Regions from separate parts of the Mus musculus genome. Here region 1 is linked to region 2. The links are chromatin contacts, found by Hi-C in ENCODE. All regions are on one chromosome and are shown on one strand. The core of a region is the stretch at or near the end of the contact, and the rest is flanking DNA. Distances in the headings are between cores, read along the strand shown. Region 1 holds the start of Elac2 (elaC ribonuclease Z 2). Region 2 holds the start of Tvp23b (trans-golgi network vesicle protein 23B).

What was found. Hi-C counts contacts between places; a loop is a spot of excess contacts on that map.
Region 1: a loop to region 2 is called in a map of heart, with 4 times the contacts of the local background. The contact joins the promoter of Elac2 here to the promoter of Tvp23b in region 2. A Hi-C loop is called at or near these places in 2 of 37 maps with a recorded cell type or tissue (heart and v-Abl transformed pro-B cells).

What each region holds. Positions count from the first base shown.
Region 1 is chr11:64,977,682-64,981,981 of GRCm38, forward strand. It overlaps Elac2 (elaC ribonuclease Z 2), which reads left to right and starts at 1,354. Exons shown (of 24, transcript NM_001362983.1): 1 at 1,354-1,650; 2 at 2,037-2,087; 3 at 2,226-2,296; 4 at 2,927-2,991; 5 at 3,936-3,993. The coding sequence starts at 1,430.
Region 2 is chr11:62,877,670-62,881,781 of GRCm38, forward strand. It overlaps Tvp23b (trans-golgi network vesicle protein 23B), which reads left to right and starts at 1,786. Exons shown (of 7, transcript NM_026210.5): 1 at 1,786-1,926. The coding sequence starts at 1,915.

The DNA.
Region 1 (4,300 bases), core at 104-2,603, 2.1 Mb after region 2:
TGTGTGTGTCTTCCTGCCCATCCACCCAAGTTGGGAAAGGGTCTCATGTAGCCCCAGGTTCACCTCCAACTCACTATCTTGATTGTCCAGCTCCAGCCTCAGAGCCACCTGACAGTCCAGCCTCAGACATCTGACAGTCTCCCTGAATACTTGTTTAAATACATTTCCTGCAGGTGGCAACATTTTCTTCTCCATAAATTTCTATTATTTATTCTGCGTATCTCTTTAGTGCCACTCAAAGCACCGACCATCAAAGGGCCTTTAGCCAACCAAGCATGCCAAATACGACTCTGGCAGGCCTTGGCTTCACCGCCATACCCTCCATCTTGCTAAAAATCATTAGATTACATCCATAAAGCTAGACACCAAGGTCTATTCCCTTATTTGACCATTTTCTCCTCTTGAGGCTGACCACTAAGGTCCAGCTAACAAAGCACTGAAGTCCAGCCCCTTGAAAAGCCCCCTTTGGCTTATGTAATTAATATACACAATCAAAACAAACCAACTTATCCTAACATCGGATTTTTTTTTTAACCTTTATGAACTGTTATTTGCCTATGGGTCGGTCTCCTCCCTATCCAGAGGCAGCCCTTCGTGTTTCGGGTGCAAATACTCCTCTCTCCTCTCTCTTGACCCTTTTCTCTTCGTCCTAGTCTCTATCTTCTTTCTTTGTCTCTTATTCACTGCCTTTTGTCTCTCTGGGGAAAATAAATCTCCTTTGTTCTGAGAACTTGGTCTTGGGGTGTCCTAAGTCGACTTTCGAGGTCCCCACAGCCATGTTAATTCTAAATATCTCCCAAAGATAAGCACTGTTAAACTATTTCCGTCTTGAAGTAAGGAATGCAAGGCAGAGAGGACCGGCTCATAACAGCAATAAGACGCAACACTACGAAGTTTACTTAGTCTTTTCATCTCTATTCTCACGCCAAAACAAAGAATATCATCTGAAATGTGTTCTTATGGTGGAAATCAAATTAGCCAGATCTATCTCCCATGAGATCGTCACCATCATCATAAGCAAGAACAATGCAAACTTGGAATACTTTTGTCGAAGGGCAGAGCTCCTGACAGAAGACGATGAACCTGAAAAAGACTCAGTCCTTTCCCAGTAATGCCTTTCGAGTACTTGCACTCTCAGAAGTCCCGCTTCCGCCAAGTGACAGTAACCGGAAAACGTCAACAGGGAAAGCCGGAACCGGTGAGGGGGGCGGGGCCTCCGGCGACGCTCTAGCTTTCGCTTACTCTACGTCCACCTTGATTGACAGACTCCGAGCTCCAAGGCTCGTTACGATTGGATGCGGAGCTTTGGATGGGCGGGCAGCTAGCGCGGCGGCGCGCTGATTGGTCAGTTCCGCCATGCGGTGGAGGGGCGGTGCTTGTGGCGGCGTGAGGGGTCTGGCTGCCTTGTCAGCCTGGTGTGGTCGGGTGCATGTGGGCGCTCCGCTCACTGTTGCGTCCCCTTGGCCTGCGCACCATGTCGCAGGGTTCGGCTCGTCGGCCGCGGCCATCCAAAGACCCACTGCGACACCTGCGTACGCGGGAGAAGCGCGGCCCGGGTCCCGGGGGCCCGAACACCGTGTACCTGCAGGTGGTGGCGGCGGGCGGCCGGGACGCGGGGGCTGCTCTCTATGTCTTCTCGGAATACAACAGGTCAGAGTGGGCCGACAGCCCTGGGGGATTGGCCCCAGCGCCACGTGCTCGGGAGGCCTCCTGTCCAATCCTGTATATATCCCTTACCTCCCTTAGTCAGCATGGCTTTCAGGTATCCGGGCAAAACTTCCCGTGCCCCGACTCTCACCATCACCATCCCAAAGCGGGGGCCTCACCGTGAGTGTGTGGGCTAGACCGGTTTCATAAGTCGATGGGGAAAGACATCACTCCCCATTGATCTATACCAAACTACACTCTTCCGTCACTAACCAAAGAGGGCTCAAAACCTACTAGGCAGTATGAGAACCCTGTCATTTATGTCGCTGTATCTACAGTAAAGCATTTTACAGAGTATACTTGTAAGTACAGTAATGTTCCTCCTGTAGGTACCTTTTTAACTGCGGAGAAGGCGTCCAACGACTTATGCAGGAACACAAGTGAGTCAACTCCTGGCTTCTGGGGTGGAGATGATTATGGGCTTGAAAGCTGAGGTGAGAGGCAGATGAGACTTCTCAGCAGACACGGTCTCTGGTCGTCTTTGTTTCATCTGGCTGAAATGTATGTTTTTTTCTTAGACTGAAAGTCGCTCGCTTGGACAACATCTTTCTGACTCGGATGCATTGGTCAAATGTTGGGGGGTTGTGTGGTGAGTATGTGTTTGGAGGTCAGGGGCCGGTGGGAAGTTTCTGGGGGCTTAACATGGCTTGCAGCTCATTTGTTCATCTTCCTAGCCCAGGGGAGATAGAATTCCTGGTACACTAGCTTAGTCAGCTTGAGTAGGGGGTGTGAAAACCTAGACTCGGAAAAGTAGGCCTTGATATGGTTACAACCTCCACCTGGACCACAGATTTAACAACAGAGTGCTGTGGTGGGTGCTGATCAGACTCTGCAGCTGGATTCAGACACATACTGTCATCCAGACTGTGTGGCTGCCAGATTTTGAAAGCATAGTAGTATGGGCAGAGGAGAGAATGAGGTAGTGGACTGTGCCCTCCTCCCCCTTGCATAGCAGACCCTGCTCTGATGCATGGTTAGATCAATGCTAACATTATTTTCTCTTTATGTATTGTATAGTTGCTTATACCCTAGAACAGGGACACGTAGGTAAATAACTAGTATAGCCAGAAGCACCCCACCACCATGCACACACACACACACACACACACACACACACACACACACACACACACACACACATACCACATACCGGACAGGGCCTGCAGGCTAAGTTGAGAGTGCTGGATTTTTATTTATTTTCTCTTTACATTCTTTTAAGGAATGATTTTAACTTTAAAGGAAACCGGGCTTCCCAAATGTGTTCTGTCTGGACCACCACAGCTGGTGAGTGTCTCCTGGTCACCCGTTAAAACCACCTCCTTTAAAAATGGTAGCAGTCTTCATTTTTGTAACTTAACCTTCTGCCCTCAAGGATAACAGGTAGTGGAGTTAAACACATCTCCTTTCATAGTATGTAAATACTAACTGTGTGGTCCTGGGTGAGCTACTTTGCCTCTCAGCCCCAATTTCTTAATTTATAAAGTGGCCAGAATGATCCATAGGTTGTTAAAGTTGAATTGCGTGAAGTGGTACATGGGAGGGACTAAATCACTCACTATGGTACCAAAGAAGGACTTCATGAATTACAGCGTTCTTTCTTTCCTATTCAACTTAAGACATCTAACTTTGTCTCTAGCTTCTCTTCTTCCTCCTTGAGCTTTCACTCTCTGTGAACCAAATTAGCCTTGCTTGTCAGTTCCTACTTCTCAGCAGTCCTCCCCTGTGTGGCAGCCAGAACATGGTGTACATGCAGGGCACTGCTTCCCGCCCTAAGCTTTCCCTGTGTGGTGTGTGTGTGATCCACAGGGTGGTCTTTAAGTCCCACAAGCCCAGGCTGCTGTTCATACTTCTACCTGTGTCATCGAGCTGGAGCCACGAGGGCCAGCCCTGCCCCTTGTCTTGCTTTCAAAAGTCATTCCCCCTGGAGGTGTACCACACAAGTTGGTGTCTGCCCCGTCTTTCATTTCTTTCAGAGTACCTGATTGTTACTGAGTTGTTTGTGTTATCGTTGGCTTCCTCTCCATCTCTGTTCTAATGAGAGCAAAAACTTCATATCTCTTACTGTTGCTAAATGGTGGCATCTAATGACACTGGGCACAACAAATAACTGTCTAGATGAAATTTAAAGTACTAGCTAAGTTTTGTGTTTGCCTAGAGTACATATAGTACTTACTTGAATACATTACTGTGCCCTATGTTTAAAACATAACTTCTTCCTTATTTTTTAGGAGAAATATCTAGAAGCAATCAAAATATTTTCTGGTCCATTGAAAGGAATAGAACTGGGTATGTTGTTGACTGTGACCTACTGTCTTACGTTTTTTCTTACATGAGCCCTGCTTTGTAAATTAGAATCCATCAAGAGCTGCCTTAAAGCAAGACTTAGAATCGCATGCTTCCTTTCAGCATGCCATGGTTTCTTTAAGAGCTGTGATTCTGTTCTTTGTTGGTTCTTTCTCTTTTCTTTTTGATGATTTACTTGTATTTCACATGCCTTTGTGTTATGTCTACATATATGTCTGTATGAGGTGTGAGATACCCTGGAACTGAAGTTACAGACAGTACTGAGCTGCTGTGGGCACTGAGAATTAAA
Region 2 (4,112 bases), core at 536-3,035:
TTCCAGAAACTTTTGAACAGTAGCCATCAGGATACTATATAAAAATCTCCTGGTATTTTTGCAAAGACTAAAACTCAGTTTTGGTAAAGGATATGGGGAGATCAAAAGGCAGACTTGTATTTAGAACACTGCATGTGATCTAACGGGTCAGAACACACTCCATCAGAAGAAAAGGAAAAAAAATGAAGAAAATACGCTTCATTTTCTACAAAGGAGGCTTTACTCTCAAGTATATTGAGACTCCTATTTAAATACTCAGGGGGTGCTGTCAGGGGCAAGGTAGGTAATTTTGTAAAGAGTAGTTTACAGGCTCACTGGTGGATATGCTCACAGAAGGGCTCAGGATCTGGACAAAGAGTACAGTCCCTACATAGAGGCTCAACACCCCAGGCAGACTTTCCCCGTCATTAAGTTCCAGTTCTTGAGGGTGAGGGGAGATAGGGGCAAGGCAGGAGGACAGAGCATCTAGTCAGTTGGTACTAGGAGGCAACACCCTGTTTCAAAAGCAAGCAAAGAACCCCCCCCCCAACACACACACACCAGTCCTCCAAAAAGGAAGACAAAAATCCTAACAAGTGGGAAATTCACTTTCTTGTCAAATGCTCTATATCTTAAAATATGGTAGTGAATTCAAATTGCATTCATATAAAAAGTGAGAACCAAAAAAATTTTTTTTCCACACAACCTCACAACACAGGGTGGGCCACCAAAATCTTTGTCCAAGCAGGTTAGGACATAGGTCATTTGTCCAGCTTCACACGAAGATGCGCAATTACCTTGCCTGCTTTCTCTTTTTTGGGAACTAGGTCCATGTTTCTTCATTATTGTAACACTGGGTTTGACATAGTCCTGGCAAAGAACCAGATAAAACCCCGGGTTCTGTGAAGAGTCCCTTCAGTTAAGAAAAGGTGAGAGGGACATTGCATGAGCCTCCAACAGTCTGACATAGTTGAGCAAACAGAATATCTCTATCATTACAGTTGCAAAGATGGCTTTAAACTCTCTGAATTTGTCTCGAAAAACCAAAAAAAAAAAAAAAAAAAATCTCTGAATTTTAGGTCTAGGCATGATCATGCCATCAGCAGGTGACTTAAAACAGTAATAAAAGCAAATTTGTGCCACTTTACTAAATGCTCTGTAAAGCCATCACCGTCCTTCCCACTTTACAGCCGAGGAAGGATGTACATAGAGATTGGTTATATAATTGGTACATGGAGGGCAGAGGCGCGATACTGGCCTCTCTTCTTGTTCTGAGGTTATGCCCCTTACAGCAGTACCCTCACTGCTTACGCTAGTCTTCTTGTCTCTTTCTTACTCGGTTTTTTTTTTTTTAATTTCTTTCCAAGGACACATTTATTTCTCAATTTTCTTTAACATTTAAATCGCTTAAGAAAGACTATACTAAAATACAATACATTTACAAGGTTAAATTATAAAGCTCCGCCTCTCTCAGGGCGTCCCTGCTGGTGGTAATGACTCACAGTTTGTACTTCTTTGGTAGCAAAAAACATTTTCCATTCATAACCCAAGAAACTTCGCTTTAGAACCCATTAAGTTAGCCAGTTTATTCCCAAGCGTTTTGCTTTTCCTTAGAAGTGCAGCCCTTGCCCCTGCTCACGCTTGCCCCGCCCACCTCCACCTCAGCCCCTACAGAGTCTCTGCGTCAAGGCCCCGCCCACACACCCCGCCTCCTACCGCCCGCGTCCGTCGCGTGGACCAGCTCTTTCCGCCCCGCCCACTATGGAGCCCCGCCCCAAGGTATGGACCCGCCTATCGCCTTCCGGTCTCTGGAGTTGCGCCCTCCCACCAAGTGGCTTCCTGGTGCGCTTGTGACGTCGGCTGTAGAGCTGGATCGCGTGGCAGCTTTGCTGTCGTGGCTCTCGGAAGTGGGGGGCGGGTTGGCGCAGGGTCGTCATGTTGTCGCAGGTGAGGGATGGCGGCCGAGCGCCGGTAGCCGGTGCTTGAGTTGGGGCTGGGGGTCTTGCCCAGTCGCCCGAGGCTGTTGGGTCCGTGTGCCCGCCCACTGCCTGAGCTGTAGGAACTGCAGGTGGGTGGGTAGGAGGGCCAGCCCCGGGCAAATTGTCGCTAGAGGGTTTGTGGACTGTGAGGGATAGGGTGCACCGGCGACCCCGGAGGCACAGAGGCCTCCTGTCAGCGGGTGTGGAGCACACTCGCTGCAGGATCTCTGGGTGTGAGGTCGGGGGTAACCCGTCTTCCCATAGCCTGCCCGGATGAGGGGAATGGCCTGTAGGGCCCTGATACACAAGTTCAGGGCGATCCTGTAGGGAGAGATTGCCAGAGCCTTGGGTTCCAGTGTTACTACGCTGTACACAGATAATCACGATGGTTATCGCCTTTGTACCCGTAGAGGTCGATGTAGCCAATTGTCCTTCGGCCAGAGATTAGTACATGTAATATATTTTCTTCCTTTAAAATTTTACTGTGAAGCTGGGCGTGGTGGCGCACGCCTTTAATCCCAGCACTCGGGAGGCAGAGGCAGGTGGATTTCTGAGTTCGAGACCAGCCTGATCTACAGAGTGAGTTCCAGGACAGCCAGGGCTATACAGAGATATACAGGCTATACAGAGAACCCTGTCTCGAAAAACCAAAAAAACAAAACAAAAAAACAAAAAAAATTTTTTTTTTACTGTGAACTCCCATGTAGATTGTGTCACACGGGTTTCATTGTCAGGTTGGGATGTTCAAGGAGATGGGATCTGCAAAGGGCAGGATGGCTGGGGGTGGGGGTTGGGATGGGGAGAGGTTAGGTTGGGGAACAACATATTTTCAGATCATAATAATAAAGACATAGTGACATACCAAGTGTCTCAGGATGGGCCAACTAGAATCTGTGATAAGAAAAGTCTACTTTGTGGAAATGTGGAGTAGAAAAAATTCATTGATGGTTTCAGCTCAGCTCTGAAGGTGCATTTAGATCCGCTTCTTCCTACTCCTAGGTCTGTGACCATAAGTCCTTCCACCTGTTGGGCATTTGACATTTTTTATAGTCATTACCTTCCTTCCCCCAGGCAACCTGTGCATTAAAATTTCTCTGCAGACTTAAACATCTGTTCCCTTGTGGTTTTTGTGTTTTTTGGTTGTTTTTTTTTTTTGTTGTTGTTGTTTTTTGTCTGATAATTTTCTTTCTTATTACCTAGAAGCAGCCCCTCCCCCTGGTATTTTCATACCAACCCCCTCCCTGCATCTTTGCTAATCACCCACAGGTTCTTCTGTGGATCCTGTGTACTCCACTGTTGGGTTACAGCTGGTTTACCTTTGTTCACTGGGAAGCATTCATGAGTTGCACTGTTGGTAGCCTTCCATTGTTCCCTCCCCTTCCCCGCCCCTCACAAAATCTTGTTGGTGTTAGCTCAAAGCCATGCTTTAATTTCTTCTTTTTTTTTCACCCTTCTCCAACTGATTATAACTGTCTTGACTCAGTCTTTCAAGTGCTGGCATTACAGGCAGAAGGGGCCACAAGTGTACTCTATAATCTTAAAAAAGTAAAAACTCTCCATATAACATCTTGGATGTCTCTCCATTCATTGTCCTTAAAACCCGTGTGCATACTTGGAATTCGGTCTCATCCATTCTAGTTGGAAGTTCTCCATTCCCTGCCGCTCTGTATCCGTTGTTCTTGCCTTTTTCCATTACTTACACCCCAACCTGTTCTTAGGAGTTCACAGAAGGGTGTTAGAAACCCAGCAGTCTTTTAGGAGTCATCTTAGCAGTAGCATTCTTCAGGCGTTGGGATCCTCCTGGGAGCACTTTATCCCTCTTCCAGGATCATCGATTTGGTGTGAGAGGTTTTATATATTAATTAGAAAGAGCTACTTGAAAGAATAGGAAGAAAATGATGGAGCAAGTCCTAGAGTCACGATAGTGGTTATTCAGCCTCCGATAAGAAGAGAAAGCATTGTGAAGGAGCCAAAAGCCATTTAAGTGTATCCCCAGTAGCTTCAGTTTTCTCTGTGACTCGGGAGAGAGTAGCTGATAGTAGATGTTGGTATTGGGGGGCACCATCTGTTCCTCTTTCAGGGCTCAGGCTGGTGTTAACTGGTTATTAGATTCTCACAGGGGGCTTTCTTCAGATGACTGGAGTTGGGGTAGAA